Regions from separate parts of the Homo sapiens genome. Here region 2 is linked to region 1. A link is a contact called in ENCODE Hi-C data. All regions are on one chromosome and are shown on one strand. The core of a region is the stretch at or near the end of the contact, and the rest is flanking DNA. Distances in the headings are between cores, read along the strand shown.

Region 1 (3,427 bases), core at 637-3,136:
AAAAAGAAGCAAGAAGAAGTTTCTCTCCTCCCTTCTTTTCGGGAGCGTGGGGAAGGGAGGTCCATGTGACTGGGGAGGGTGGTGTATGTGGACCTGAAGAAGCAATTAAGTGCTTCCTGTTCCTCTGGGGCCACTGTAGCACCCACAGAACACTTTCTGATACCTGTTGTGTGCCCAGCCCTGTTCTAGGTGCTGGGGTGCTGGCACTAGAATGAAGCAATTGATCAGTTACCAACCAGGGGGTAAGCTAAGAAAAGGCCCTCAGAACCTGCCACGAAGGCTGTTAAGAACATGGAACTTAGGCTGGGCGTGGTGGCTCACACATGTCATCCCAGCACTTTGGGAGGCTGAGGCGGGTGGATCACGAGGTCAGGAGATCGAGACCATCCTGGCAACGTGGTGAAACCCTGTCTCTCCTAAAAACACAAAAATTAGCTGGGTGTAGTGGCACGTGCTTATAGTCTCAGCCACTCAGGAGGCTGAGGAGAATCGCTTGAACCCAGGAGGTGGAGGTTGCAGTGAGCCGAGATTGCACCACTGCACTCCAGCCTGGCAACAGAGCAAGACTCTGTCTAAAAAAAAAAAAAAAAAAAAAAAAAAAAGAACACGGAACTTAAACTCTCTAAGCCTCATTTTCCCCATCTATAAAATGGCAATAATCATAGTACAATGTACAGGTTTTGAGGACTAAACAAGAACTAAAGGCACGAAAGATGCCTTTCAAGTGTTGGTCACCCCAGTGCTTGATACACAGTGAAGGCACACGAAATGCTGGGTGTTATCGTGGGCATGACTGGAGTGCACGGTGGGATGGGCGTGCCAGGGGGAAAGGACACTGTAAACAAGGTGTAGAGGCAGGAAAGCCCAAAACCTGTTCTGTGCTCAGAAAGTAGCCCATGGGACTAAGGAGAAGACATGTTCATGAGGAGTCCTGTCTGGGAAGGAAAGCGAGGCCCTGCCCTCCTGTCTGCACACAGCTTTCTGGGCTTCCATGCAGGCCATCCTGTGGTGACAGACCACTTACTGGGACTTGAAGAGACGAAGAGAAAGGGGTGAGCCTATGATGGGTGCTGCAAAGAGCACTGGAGTGGGAGTCCAGAGACCTGATTCCAGCCAGGCTCTGTCACTAGGGAAGTGTGCACCTTTGAGCAAGCCGCTTCCCCGCTCTGGAAGGTGGCTGTCACCAAAAGCCTGGGCACTGGTAACTTCCACATCCATCATCTCGTAGAGCCTCACAGCAACCTGGGACCTGGGGCGGGAGACTGGAGGGGCAAGCAGGAAGCAGTTGTGTGCACCTGGAAACTCTGCTAATAATAAACTGCACCCCGTCTAAATCCCACAATGCTGTGAGGATGCCATGGGGGCTAGGTGAGCTTGGTCACCTGCTCAGCCCAATAGGGAACCCGATTAGCACCTGTCCTGTTTTACAGGTGAGTTAAATGAGCTCAGGGAGGTGAAGAACCTTGTCCCAGCCACACTGCTGGTAAGCGGTTGGGAGGCGAGATTCCAAAACTGAATTCTTTCCAGCAGACCCCCGCGACTTCTCCAAACACTCCAACTCCTTGCAGCGCTTACACTTCGCGATCTGTCCAGAAGGAAGCTCGGGCTCAGGCTGGAGAACCCGCCAGGGCTTCCTAAAAAGGGCGAGCAGGACCAGGAGTTGGCGCCACTCCGGGCGCGGTGAGGAGGTGCTGCCAGGCTGGGTTGGAGCAGGCAGGTGTTCCGCGGGATCGAGACCCGCCCCGGCAGCACCCCCGGCCCCCTCCCCAGGTCCCCAGCTCCATGTATGCAAATCACTGCTTTGCATGGGCCTGGGGCCAGGCGCGGGGCTCCTGCCAGGGGGCGTGGCCGGCGGCCCCCGCCCCGCGCCGCGTGCTCACCTGGGGAGTGTGGCAATCCTGGCGGCGCCGAGTGTTGCCCGGGCCGGAGCAGCGGAGCGCGCGACAGTGGCGGCGACGGCTCCGGCAGCGGCTCCCGCGGCGGCGGCGGCCGGGAACTGGAGGAAGGAGACCCTGGCTTCGCAGGGGCCCCGGCTGGGGCAGAGGCGAGGGGCCTGGGGGGGCGCTGGCTTTGGCCCCGCCTGGGGCAGGATGGTGAATCTGGAGTCCATGCACACAGGTGAGGGGCGGAGGGAATGAGCTCTGACAGGTGTCACTGCGCGTGGGCAGGGGTGAAGGAGAGGGACAACGTTCTGGTTAGGGAGGGGGGCTTGTTTCCCAGCGGCCAGGAGAGGGCGGTGTGGATAGCGGGTTGTCCTGGGGTGGGTGCCGGTCAGTATTTGGGGACTAAAGGGAGGGGATCTGGGATAAGAAACCCTGGAAAAGAATGAGGGTGGGGGCTGGTGAAGGGCGGGAGGGCTTCGAAGCCCCCGGTCTGGGGAGTGGCAGTTGTATGGGACGTGGGTGTACTGAACTGTCATAGTCTCAGGAGGTTGCAGGGATGGGTGGTTCACTCACTCAGCCAGGGGTGTGGACCTGGGAGTGCATAAGTGAGGGAAATGTGTATGTCCACATGCTGTGTGCTGGTGTCCGGGCATATGTGTGAAATGGAGGCAAAGCGGACATTTAGGTGGTTGGGGGGCTTAGGAGAAGTGGCTGAGGTGGGGCAATTACAGAGGTGCCCCTGGGGCAGGGGCCATGCCCCCATGTGTTTGAGAAGGGATGGTGACAGACACATCCTCTGGGTTCCATGTCCCATGCCTTCCTTCCCTAAGGGGTGGAAACCTAGGAGATGCAAATGCTTTGCCGGGAGTCAGGCTTCCCTGAATGAATGAATGAGAGGTGGGCATGGAGGGAACCCAGCCCCTCCATTCACCTTGCTGTTCCTCCTTCCACAGCTGGGCTAAGGCAGGAGCTGCCAGGCAGCCAGGTTGGGCTTGGCTTGGGGCTTCCTGTTAGGGTGGGCCTTCTGGAGGTCACAGGGCCTGAGCAAAGAACAAGTGAAGAAAGCGGTACCTGACCTGGCCATTTCTAACCTAGCAACTTACTCTCAAAGTGGGCAGGACCCAGTGATCTTTCTTTAGGATTTCGGGGCTGTTGATGGGAATGTTGTTACCTGGTCTCCTTTCTGGGAGAGTAGGGAGGAGGCAATGCTCCAGACCCACCCCAAGAAGCAGAGCAGGCCTGAGGCCTACCCAGCCTGAAAACAAGCGTCAGTGAGTGCCCGGAGGGAGGGGACCTGGAGTGCCCAGTTCCCCAGATGCTGTTTCCTGGCAGGGCTGAGTGAGAGGCAGACTGGCAGTGAGATGTTGGCACTGAGTGGCTCTCCAGGACGTGCCAGAAAGGCTAGGTGAGGCGGAAGAAGCCATCCAACTGGGTGTCATCCAGAGTCTGAGGAAAGTCTGTTTCTAGACTGGGCATACCTGGGGCAGATCCCCGGGTAGGTGCTCTCCCCTTCACTGCCCGCAGAGAAGGCCAGGGTTTGAATG
Region 2 (3,282 bases), core at 533-3,032, 470 kb after region 1:
TCTTCCTGATACTCTGCTCTCAGGCTGCACCAGCTGAAGTCTTTGCTTTGCGCAGGGCCCTGCTGCTGGGAGGCCAGGACTGCTGCACAGAGACACTTCTCTTCTGTCTCCCACCTCTTACCCCCTCCCGTGCTGTTGGAGGTTGGTTTTTGCTTGCAGGACTCCAGCAAGCCGGCTGGCTGCTTTCGATGGGCCAGAGCATAAGCAAAGGCAGGGCAGTAACCTTTACCTGGTCTGGCCTGGAGACATTTATAAAACCCAAGAGCTTGGGGACAAACTGTATGGATGTGAGATGTATAAATAGCCCTCAGGAGAACCTGCCAGGTCAGGAGTCCGGAGTCCTTTCCAAGGCATATTTTTCAAAGGGAGGGCCAAGGATCACCTATTTAAAATCTTACCTGGAGACTCTATTAAAAATGTAGACTTCAGACCTACTAAATCTCAAATGTCTGAATCAGGCAACCCAGTGAGTCACAGGAATTCTAAAGTTTGAGACCCACTTCTTGTCCCTACCCTCATCTAGAATGCTCATTCTAGATCTAGTTTCTACCCCCAATCTCATGGCAGTTCCGCTCACCTCCGTTGAGCACCTGCTCTATGCCGTGTGTTGTGTTACATGTCGGAGACATGAGGATAAATAAGACATGGTACCTGACAGGGAGGGGATGATTGCTTTCAGAAGTCCCTGGACTAAGTTCTGTCATCTGAAAATAGGGGTTCAGTTCCCCAGCCCTTCTCCTTATCTTCTACTGCAGTTTTGGAGTTACTTCCTGAGGGATTCTCTGCAAATGCTGACTAGCTTATAGAAAATAAAAGGTCAGTTTGATAGGAGTACTGGAGAATTGGTGCCATCTGGTTTTGCAATGTGGGATTTTAATAATAACCCTAGTTTACTTTTATATGACACCTCTGACTGTCCCTGCAAATAGACTATTCTATAAGTGTTTGTTGCATACACTGTGTATGCTTTGGACAGCTGTTCACCCAGTTCCCAAAGCCTCTTCCTTTTTGAGGCTCTTTTAGGTTTTCTGATTATACCAAAGAGAGTCCCAGTTTTTCTGAACTAAAAAATCAGAGTAGTGTAGAAGACAGAGTCCTGGACAAGGAATAAAATGGCCGGGATGCTCTCAGCCACCTGTGAGACTCAGAGTGTACTGTTCTGTCTGTATTTTCCCACCTGCCACATTAATACATCACTGTCTGCATCATTGGGATCAAGTAGCTAACGCAGGCGAGGGTGCTTTGGAAACCAAGAAGCAGCCACGCACATACAAAGCATCGTGATTCATAACCAGAATGCTGTACCTTGGTTTCAGAGTGGCTTGTAGGTCCCAGTTGAACAGTAGTCAGCGCGAGACAAGGCAGAAACAAAACGAAATGACTGACACCACGTCAGATCTTAAGTCCTGGATCCACAAATACAGAAGGTTCCCTGTATTCCAATTAATCTTTCTAGTAACTCGGAGAAATAGGTAGGACAGACTTATCTGTACAGTAAGGAGATTGAACTGGATATTTTCTGGGACCTGTTCCATTTTTACAATAGAACAATTCTATAATTTGCCAGATGAGAAAGCTGAGATGAGCTGGGCCGAGTCACCGGGAGGTTAGGAGGTCTGACTGAGACCACATGGCTCCTGCATGGCAGAAGTCAAGATACAGTTCGGACCTCCTGGTGGACCCCAGGGGTGGCTCTTCTGATCGACGGCACTGACTCACTCTGGCCCCTCTGTAACCAAGTGCATATAGGCTCTGAGTCTGGCCTGCTCTGTGGGCATAACGGCCCCCCCATTCCAGCTGTGTGAGGCAGCAGTGGTGCGGGCTCTTTCTTCTGGGCACGTGACTCACAATAGAGAGTCTTTCTTCACAGATTGGAATGCGCCCTGCGGTTTTTCTGTGCAGGGGTCAAAGGCGATCCCTTTCTCCAGGGAAGAAAGCAGACCTCCTCCAGATTCTGTGCCCAGAGGGCCTGGGGCTTGACCTTGAGCCTTGCACATCGCCCTGCTCCTCTCTGAGCTGCTTTGCTACCTCAGGAAAGCAGAGTAAGCTGTTGCTGCATCACCATTTTAAATGTTAATGATTTGTATTATTTTAAAATCTGTTTGTGTGCCTGGAGGCCTCTTTGCCAGAGGCCCAGAAAGTAAGGAAGTGGGTAAATAAATTAACTGGGAGTCTTCAGCTGACTACAAAACTGTCATTCCCAGAAGGCAGTGCAGAACTGGAGCACCAGGCGGCCCGGCCAGCCTCGCTTGCCCCTGTGAGGTGGGGAGGGGGTGTGAGCAGCTGCAGGGCCCTGCTCTCCCATTCCATCTCAGGGTGGGCCATGCAGGGTGGGCCATGCTGAGCTGTAGGAGACAGTGAGCTCCAAGTCAGTGTCTCTGATGAATCCTGCACCACAGCTTGTTATGTCAGGAAAGCGTGCCTTCCTCGAGAGACATCAAATACTAATGGCAGCAGTGGAGGCAGAGGGTAAATGAAAGCGAGTTATAAATGTTCCTTTTAAGGGCAACAGTGGGTGAGAGTAGAATGAGCATTTCAAGAGCAGAGCAAAGGCATTAAACCTTGGGTCTTAACTTTCTCAGTGGGCTCACCAAGGTGGGACGAGATGTTCCTCGCTTCATCTGCTGCCCCAAGTCAGAGACCTCCTGGTGCCCATCACCTGCCTCTGCCACAGCCCAAGGTGTGCAGAGAGAAGCAAATTCATCCTGGCGGGACCCATCCCCCTGGTCTGGGGATCAGTGCTGAGGCACACCCTGGCATGGGTCATGCTTCTCTTCAAGGGGTGTCTCTCAGGATAGCCCAAGTTCAGGAGGACAGGCTCTTTCAGAATCTAAGAGCAGAGACTCCCAAGGCAGAAAGGGGCCTCCAAGATCCTAACCAATCTCTTTTGAATCTGTAGCCACCTGGCAAAACTATACCAAACAGATTGATCCTTAATGTTTTCCAGAAAAGAACTTCCCAAAATGTCCATTGCAGGATGATCCAATAGAAAGAGGGAAGCTAATGTACCCTGAACCTGCAGAAGGCCTTTTGTGGCTGGAGAGGGCTGGAAATTTCTCCCCAGTGCCCTCAGGCCAGGACAGAAAGGCTTTAAAGCTGACGTGTAGCCCAGAGGAGACAGGAGGTGGGTTCTGTACGGGATGAAAAGCTTGGAAGTCCTAGCAACTGAATCCTACCCATTCCGTGGTCTGAGTAGCTTCATTAAGAATCCAATTCATTCATATATCCATGCACTCAGGAAATGATTATTATACACTGCACTGTGCCATGCTCTTTGTGAGG

The links. Hi-C counts contacts between places; a loop is a spot of excess contacts on that map. Pooled maps may share reads with other maps.
Region 2: a map with no recorded cell type shows a loop between it and region 1 (2.0-fold over the local background). The contact joins the enhancer-like site here to the promoter of POU2F3 in region 1. A Hi-C loop is called at or near these places in 2 of 37 single-sample maps with no recorded cell type and 2 of 50 pooled maps.

Annotation. Positions count from the first base shown.
Region 1 is chr11:120,238,254-120,241,680 of GRCh38, forward strand. It overlaps POU2F3 (POU class 2 homeobox 3), which reads left to right and starts at 1,887. Exons shown (of 13, transcript NM_014352.4): 1 at 1,887-2,118. The coding sequence starts at 2,091.
Region 2 is chr11:120,708,734-120,712,015 of GRCh38, forward strand. All of the region lies in intron 3 of GRIK4 (glutamate ionotropic receptor kainate type subunit 4), which reads left to right. Among named protein-coding and RNA genes, the nearest start is that of GRIK4, 200 kb to the left of the region's middle. RefSeq lists enhancers at 980-1,069, 2,015-2,756. Within about 2 kb of position 1,783, at least 7 of the 41 ENCODE cell types and tissues checked have a DNase peak (open chromatin) inside an H3K27ac peak, as active enhancers do.